2 separate regions of the Homo sapiens genome follow, and region 2 is linked to region 1. A link is an interaction called in ENCODE POLR2A ChIA-PET data of the cell type or tissue named here. Cell type or tissue: OCI-LY7. All regions are shown on one strand. Links, peaks and the distances in the headings refer to the core of each region. The heading gives the core; the rest is flanking DNA.

Region 1 (4,401 bases), core at 265-4,264:
TTTCCTCTGCTACAAAGTTATAAGATAAGAAACAGCGAAGAGATAATGTTATCTCTATAGCTCCCCAAAGTGCAGAGTCCATCAGTAAATAGCAGATTCCTGTGAAAATTTTAGCAGGTGCTGTGTTGAAGCCACTCTTCACTGCAGATTTGGAGGCTAGGGGAAAAAAGTAACAGCAAGTTGCTGCCTTTCCAAACTATGATAACTAAACCATATAGAGCCAGACAGTCTACTGATGAGCAGATAATCTGTTTACCAGACCATCCATTAGTGCAAGATGAATTTGCAGTTAAAAAACAAACTATTCATAAAAGCAAAGCTAACAACAGAAGATATTTTCTTTGTTTCATCATGTGCTGAAAGAATCTTTTTCCTAAAAATAAAAATAAATGTGCAAATAAATAAGAAAACAAGTGATATCCATACAATGAAGAAATGTCTCTTTTGCATTACTTGCAAGTACATTGGTCAGCATGCTTGACCCTCCATGAACATACATGTTTCCCTGACACTCTGCTAAAAGAATTGCAGTAGGAAGGTACATTAAATAAGATGTATAATACACAATAATTGTATAAAAGGTTATAGAGTCATTAATAAAGAAAATAACAGATTTTGACTCTTCTGTGTACCTCTAATGATTTTCATTGACTTTCAACTTTGCAAACACTTATTACACTGGACTGTAATTAGACTGTCAGACCCTTCCTGGCAGGGACTGTCATTCAGTCCCCCCACTGTATCACTAGCACAGGGTTTTTGCCACAACAGGTGCTCAAAAATACCTTTTTTTTAAAAAAAAAAAAAAACAATATTATGGTATTAACAGTCTTGACTTTCCAAATATTAAAAATGCCCAATCTTTAATAGGGTATAATGAGGCCCCTTTGTTGCAATATTTAGTTGATTCTTTGTAATCCTGAAGTAACTTGACTTCTCTGTATAATTTCATACTCTTGACCTGAAATTCTCTCTGTTGGTTTTCATGTCTGATACCACACTTTCTATTCACAATACCTCACCCATTCCACAACATTTCTGCCTCTTTTCTTCAGTATCATTCCTGGTCTCTTTTTTCTCTGCCTCTGTGGTAAGTGATAGTGCTTTCAACCTAGGATTCCATCTTAGGTTGCCTTTTTTTCTCATTTTACACAGCTTTCCTAGGCTGCCTTCATAGCTATCACTGTGTTAATTATCATATGTCTTAAATTTGACTCTCCAGATGTAGACCCTAAGACAAGAATGTATGGAAAAGGGATTTATTGAGGTAGTATTTCCAGGGACAAGGATAATGTTAAAGAAAAAAATCTCATTCAATGATACTTGCTGAAGTATAGTAAGACAGATTTTATTCAGACTATCACAGTAGGTATAGTTACCACTGCAAGGGGGTTTTGCAGTAGGGGAAAGAGATTGGGCTGAACTTCAAATGCAAAAAAAAAAAAAAAGGAAAAGTGGGAATTTATATCTAAGGAGTGGGAGTGGAGGAAGGTAGATGAATGGAAAATTACTAAAAGGAAACTTCTGAGGTAAGGGGATAGTCTGGCTAAACCTACCTAACAAGATTCTTACTGAAGGCAGGCTGGAAGATTCTGGATAAACAAACTTAGCAGGATTCTTAATAAAATTGGGCTGATGCAAACATTTGACATGGAAATTCAAACGTCGAGGGTAGGAAAGAGGATTGAGAGAAGCCTAACTAAAATTTGGTGAAGGAGAGACTCTTTGTCAGTAGAGAATTGGAGAACATGGGACAAAAACAATGCAAAAACAAAAAGCAGCATGTGCCTTCAAGTAAAGTCCCAGCATCAGCCTTATTTTCAGGGAGCTCTGGAGTATATGTTATACCCAGTTTTGTTACCCTCAAAGCAAGGGCTTTCCTATTTCTTCACCAGTCATTCATTGATCACTAGCAATGGAAGAGGGAAACAAACGGACATAAACTCCCTTGGGGTCAGGGTCTGGCCGTCCTTCCTGGCGGGTTGAACAGCTCCAGTGGCTCCAGAGTATGCCACTGAGGAAAAAGTCACAGGTAGAGGCTATTACAAGAAAAGACTGCAGAAGTGGGGTATGCACACAGAACTAGGGCATGGGCACAGAACTGGGATTCCAGAGAACGGAGAGTGGAAGCACCAACAGAATCAGCTGGATACTAAAGTGCTAATGACCCTGCAATCTCTGTCTGTAGCAAAGGTCTTTTTCTGAGCTTCAGACTCATATTGCCCGCTCCCTACAGGAAACTTCCTCCTGGACATTGCACCTCTGACTCAACATGTCTAAAATTAATATGTCTTCCTTCTACATCTGCACCTCCTCCATATCTCAGTGAAATTTCAGGGTCATCCCACAATCAATCACAAGTCCATATACATCATAACATTCCTACTGCAAATGCCTTAGTTTAGGCCACCATCGTTTCTCACTTGGATTCAGAGGAATTCATACTAAACAAATCTATCATGTCTCTTCTCAGTATAGATATCATTATTAGCTCCCCATATATCTTTAGGAAAAAAGTTCAAAAAGTCTTTAGTACACCCTACCAGGCATTTCAAACTACTCACTGCTTAGTTTCATACTCATTCCTTGTACCCACACATACCCTAACTCCTAAACATTTCTAGAATTATCTTGCATTTCTCATTACCAGCATTCTAGATCAAACTATTGTCTTCTCTAACCAGTTTGCGGAAACAACCTCTTAACTGCATTAATAATTGTGCTTTCTTCCCTCTCCTACACACAGCTGAGAGAAACATCTTTTGAAAATAAATTTGATCCCATCATTCCTTTGCTAAAATGTTTCAGGTATGCCTCCAGTGATCTTGAAATAAAGACCAAAATCTATCAAGGTTTAAAAAGCCTTACATGATCCTCCAATATTGTTATACTTACTATGATTAGTATTTTAACCTGTCTGAAAATTTTTGAATGGTTTGAGGCAGGCAGGTATCTACTTTCATTTTCTTTTCCCCTCAAATGGATAGCTAGTTTTGCCAATGCATTAACTGAATAGTCCATCTGTCCATCTTTATCCTTTCCCACTTGTTTGAAAGACCTTTTTTTTTTTTTTTTTTTTTGGAGACGGGGTCTCACTCTGCTTCCTAGGCGCTGGAGTGCAGTGGTGCGATCTCAGCTCACTGCAACCTCCACCTCCTGGATTCAAGCAATTCTCGTGCCTCAGTCTCCTGAGTAGCTGGAACTACAGGCATGCACCACTATGTCCAACTTTTTGTATTTCAGTAGAGACAGGCTTTCACCATGTTGCCCAGGCCGGTCTCAAACTCCTGAGCTCAGGCAATCTTTGGCCTCCCAAAGTGCACGGATTACAGGCGTGAGCTACTGTGCCTGGCCTGAAAGACCTTTAAAAAAAATCATATATTCATTTACATTGGATTATTTCATTACTCTTCATTACGTTCAGTTTATCACTTTGTCAATTCCTTTAACAGTACTCTTCTCTTGATTCATGTAGCTTTAGAGGAGGGTAGCATTTATCTCAACAATCTTGGTGTTTAAAAGTTAACTTTTCCTAAAAGCCAATGGCTTAGCCTTTAAATTACCTTGGTCAAAAGTCGAAAATTATTTTTTCATCATGTAGGGGCCAATACCAAGGATTCACTACATGCTATGTAGCGGGTAGCTAATACAAACTATAATCAAAATAGACTTTAGAATATATTTTTAATCTATTATCACCAAACCTACAGAATTATAGTACTCTGTCTCATTTACGTAATGAGATGTCCAGCCAATTTATTATTATTATTATTATTGAGATGGAGTCTCACTCTCTCCTGGAGTGCAATGGCACGATCTTGGCTCACTACAACCTCCAAGTCCCAGGTTCAAGCGATTCTTCTGCCTCAGCCTCCCGAGTAGCTGGGATTACAGGCGCCCACCACTACCCTCGGCTACATTTTGTATTTTTAGTAGAGATGGGGTTTCACCACGTTGGCCAGGCTGGTCTTGAACTCCTGACATCAGGTGATTCGCCAGCCTCGAGCCTCCCAAAGTGCTGGGATTACAGGCGTGAGCCACCTCGACCAGTGCTAATTTATTATTATTCAGGTGCTACTTATTCATTTCCTACATAGTCAAGGGCCCTGTTATTTCTTATTCTCCTGCTTTTTTGTTTCCTAGAGTTGGCTTAGACTTGTTGATTCATTCCTTCAAAAAGCAGAAAGAAGTTTTAAAAATCTGTTTGCCTAATGACTTAACACATGTGGCTAAACCTAACCACCAAGGTCTGTTCCATCTTACTACACAAACAAGGTTTGGGCTGAATACATAGCTAGAATACCAGATTTTCCTGTTTTGAGATTAATTTTTTGGCAAAGAAATGGAGCAAAAGTGATATATGCCGCTTCCAGACCTGGTTCATGTTCTGGAATGTTCTCT
Region 2 (4,401 bases), core at 148-4,147, 180 kb before region 1:
TCCTGAAGAATGCACTAATTTTTACATGTTATTGTCAACCACTTTTCAGCAAAACACCCCCAAATCAATCCATGTGATTCTAGCTACAAAGGTTTTGTTCACACTTCTTTTCTCAATAGAACAACCTAGGTTGTGAGGCTCAGCTCAATTCTGTTACTAAAACACCTTCTGATCATGCTTTGGTCCAAATAGAACCAGCTCTCACAAACCTAGGCTTTATCTCTTTATTTAAGAAACAAACCCACTCCAGTACTACTGATTGAGAGCTTATAACATCCAGAAGCTTACAGAAAAGCCTCTATCTATGAATATTCGCTGGTTATAGTAATAAAGAGACAAAATTGGTGGTCCGTTAGCTCCATGTTCAGGGCATGCAGGTAAAAGAACAGGGTCATGGAACAAGGAAGGGATACAAAAAACAGTTTGAATAAAAAATAAGACTTCAGAAAGTCTCTTGTTAACTTTTGTTTTAAGGAAAGAGATAAAAACAAACCATTCAAAACTAAATGCAAGCACATAATACCCCATCATCTAAGTTCTGCTAAAGAGTAAATATAAAGCAATATTTTACAGTTGTTCATAGCACTATTTTCAGTGTCAGGCAAATCTAAGTTTAAATCCTAGCACAGCCACTTACTCTGTGACCTTAGGTAAAGCAAATAAACTCTCCTCCCTCAATTTCATCTGTAAAGAAGAATTAGAATAATACTATATACCTTATGGAGTTACTGTCAATGAGACAATGTGTATATGCTTGTCAGTTTGAGAAGGAGGAGTTCATGGTAAGTGCTTAACAAATGTTCACTCTTATTAAGGCCAGACATTCTTTTACAAAATCAAAATGACTTTCAAGTAATTTCACATGCTGATAAAGGCAATTCAGTAACATGCGCCTGAGGCAAATTTCATTTGTGACTATGGCTTTTTACTCTTAGGTCTTATTCACATAGTTAGGTTTTTCAGCAGAGACAACATCCCAGTCTCTAAAACTCTCTTTCACACCGTAACACTCAAAAGGAAGAGCAGGGTCTTTATTCTTAATTATTTTTTGCTTTCTTTAGGAAGAGATTATCTGAACAACTAAAGAGAACTGAAGGATTGAGGTTGCTTTGAGAAATAGTTTCATTGAGAAATAGTTAATATTGAAACACAAAGTTACAGAAACAATGCTTTAAATCTAAGTGTATATGGAAAGTGTTCTTCCTTCTCCAGACTATTAGTAACAGTCAGTTATAAAGTTTTTCCAAACTCTGGGCCTAAATTTTAAAGGTCTAAATATTGCAATTCCTATGGCATGAGGCTGTCTATCATCAGTACACGCTAGTCATAGTCCCCAAGTGTTTTGGGTTTCACAATTATCAGCTAAGCATACCCTTCGAAAAAGTCTGTATCATCAATAATACTAGGAAAAGAAGCCAAATATGATGATGATGTCATCCAGATCAGTAGGTTTCTTTGTTCAAGCAAGAGCAGGCAGAAAATATTTCTTTCTGCCCATGAAAATGCCCCATTTGGGTCAACATTTCTGGAAAGGGTTGAATAGTTTTCAGATTCCAAAATAAGAGATTAAAAAAGCAAACAAAAGAGTCTTTCTTTCCAGAGACTCCATTGAAGAATGCAACCACTGAGAAAATATATTAATCCATGTATATACGTTGCATGTTTCAGTCTTGGCACCTTGTGGGTTTGAGAAAGAAAATGACAGGAAAGACTTCAATTGCTTAAATAATTATAGCCATTAGTATCAGGCTCCCCGGGTAATTGAATATCCTACTTTACTTGCTGGCTAAAAATAAGTAGCCAAATGTTTCTAAGAAAAAGACAAGGTAAATGGTACATACTGATACTTCAAATCATTAAGCATCATAATAATAAAGAAAAATCATATTTCAATTTAAGTACATCATAAATACCATGTGAGACAACACTGCCTCTATTTAGACCATACAGGCATAACTATTTTCATTTCTTAAAACGTATCATGATGTCTCATTTTGCTCAAAAGCAGATACTTGGCTAAACCAAATCTCTAGTTTTAGTACTGACCAAAAATCAATTTCTATGATTCTGAGCATACTAATTAACTATTACTTAGGCAATAGTTGGCACTGAGGCACCATTATGTAACCAAAGTAGCAAGTAGATGAAAGAAAACCTAAAACATTCACTTACAACTCTTTAAACCCTTTGCAAAACAATGCTATATTCTTCCCAGAAGTTTTCTCATGTGCTCTTCTGCAAAAGTATTTATTGAACATCTGTTATGTGCTCTAGACACTGGGGATAATAGTGATCAAAAGAGAAAAAAGTCCCTGCACTAATGGAGCTTACGTCATAGTTGGTAATATAGAAAATTAACCAGATAAATTAATTCATGGTAGTTTAATAGTGGTGTCAAAAAAGAAAAAAAAAAAAAGCCAAGGAAGGAATTAAGAAAAGTTGGTGAAGAAAGCAGATCAACTTTTAGATTGGTGGGCAGGGAAGGCCTCTGTGAGCCAAGCTCTGAGAGGAGAGCTGGGGAGACCATGCAGGTTTCTGGGAGAGGAACACTCAGGGCCAAGGAAAGAGGAAGTGCAAATACCTTGAGCTGCAATATGCCTAGCATGTCCCAGGCTGTGAGGTAGGCAGTGTGGCTGGGGCTGAGTGGGTCAGAAGGAGAGCAGTAGGCAATGTGGCAATGGAGTGTTTTGAGCAGAGGAGTGGCATGCTCTTGGAATTTGATAGGAACTCTCTGGCTACTGTGTTGAGAGAAGACTATATGAAGGTGAGGGTAGAAAGAGGAAAACTAGTTGGGACACTTTTACAGTGATCCAGCAAGCGATGATAATGGTTTTGGCCAAGGGGGTGCTGTGGAGATTCAAGATATATTCAAGTTCTGACAGATTCAAGTTCTGAATATATTAGATTCAAGAAGTGCAAATGTCTTGAAGTTGAGATATGCCTAGCATGCACCAGGCTATGAGTAAGGCAGTATGGCTGGAGCGGAGTGAAATATATTCAGTTTCTGAATGTATTTTGAATCTAATAGGAGTTGCTGATGAGTCAAATATGGTAAGTAAGAGAAGGGCGCAATGAGTCAATAATTACTCTAAGGTTTTTGGACTGTGAGCCTGAAAAAGACGGAGTTGCCACTAAGAGGAGTAACTTTGACCTTAGAGAGATGAGGAGAACTGTTTTAGATATCTTAAATTTGAGATGCCAATTAGACATGCAAGTAGAGATAGTGAGTAGGCAACAGAATGCGCAAGTCTGGAGTTTGGGTAGAGGTCTGAGTAGCAGTTGTAAATTTGGATATCATTAGCTTATAGATGGAATAATTTAAAGCCATGATACTGGATGAGATTCTTAAGAAGCAAGTATAAGCAGAGAATGCATGATGCCCAAGGACCAAGCCCTTGTACTCCTACGTTTAAATGTCTGGGAGATGAGGAAGAACCCGCAAAGAAGATACAAAAGGGTGGAAGGAAATTACCTCTATGGTATGGCCAAATTACCTCTATGATATTTTGAATATATGCATGTTAATAAGGTTAAATGAATATTCAAAAGACTTAAAATATCTTGAAGAGAGGCACAAAATCCTACTCATTTTGGGCTTCAGGGACCAGCACTGTACCAGCTACATAAAAAAACACTAAATGTATCTGTTGAATGAATAAGTGAATGGATAAATGAATGTAGAATCTTAAACATTCACTTTGGCTCAATGAATATTTATTGAGCATTTTCTAGTTCCAGAAACTGAGCAAGACACTGAGAAAACAAATATAGATAGAGATCTATCTGATAGGGAAGACAGACAGGTTAACTTGATAGTATATTGGTTTAATTTCTTGCTAAGAGAAACATCAGGCAATTAAATGGAAATATATCAGACACAGAAGAAAAAAGTATGTTATTTAGGAGAATGACAGAACTCCTTTAAAGAAAATTCTAAAATCTGATTCCCCATCCTCCCTTTTAACAAGAAATATAAGAAATTACAGTGAAAGTCAATGGATAATCATGATTCAAGATAGTCAATTTCCTATGCATAAAACTTTTCATTAACACGTCTATCACTACACGAGAACAGCAAAGAAGAAAGATGAACAAGATCATAAATTATAATTTTCTTCCAGTTCTACTTTGAAAGCTTTTTTTGAGGCTCCAATAAAAGTTCTGGTTAATTTTAGATTACTAATTTGTAATTCAAAACTTATAAACTTCAAAAGCATTTATGAAAAATCTAATTAATATTTCTCTTTCATATATTCTTTAAAACAAAAGTAACATCTTACTTAAAATAACTGGGACAGAATAACTCTACTCAGTTAGATCTTTGCCCTCACTACCTCACAGAACTGACACATATCACACAATATGACTGTATATTAGGTAAAATACATGTATACATCAAGA

What was found. ChIA-PET counts read pairs that join two places held together with the same protein. Peaks named below come from ENCODE experiments on the same cell type or tissue, not always from the same donor. Only the 100,000 strongest peaks of a DNase experiment are listed, where the experiment ranks them.
Region 2: POLR2A ChIA-PET joins it to region 1 with 5 read pairs; 4 of 35 experiments call an interaction of 5 or more read pairs at or near these places.

The regions. Positions count from the first base shown.
Region 1 is chr4:113,764,872-113,769,272 of GRCh38, forward strand. No RefSeq gene overlaps it. Among named protein-coding and RNA genes, the nearest start is that of CAMK2D, 5.3 kb to the left of the region's middle. In OCI-LY7, for the core only: no CTCF peak of the experiment used is centred there; no DNase peak of the experiment used is centred there.
Region 2 is chr4:113,586,486-113,590,886 of GRCh38, forward strand. The region is part of intron 4 of CAMK2D (calcium/calmodulin dependent protein kinase II delta); the gene reads right to left. Among named protein-coding and RNA genes, the nearest start is that of CAMK2D, 170 kb to the right of the region's middle. RefSeq lists an enhancer at 1,891-2,060. In OCI-LY7, for the core only: no CTCF peak of the experiment used is centred there; a DNase peak (open chromatin) is centred at 2,576.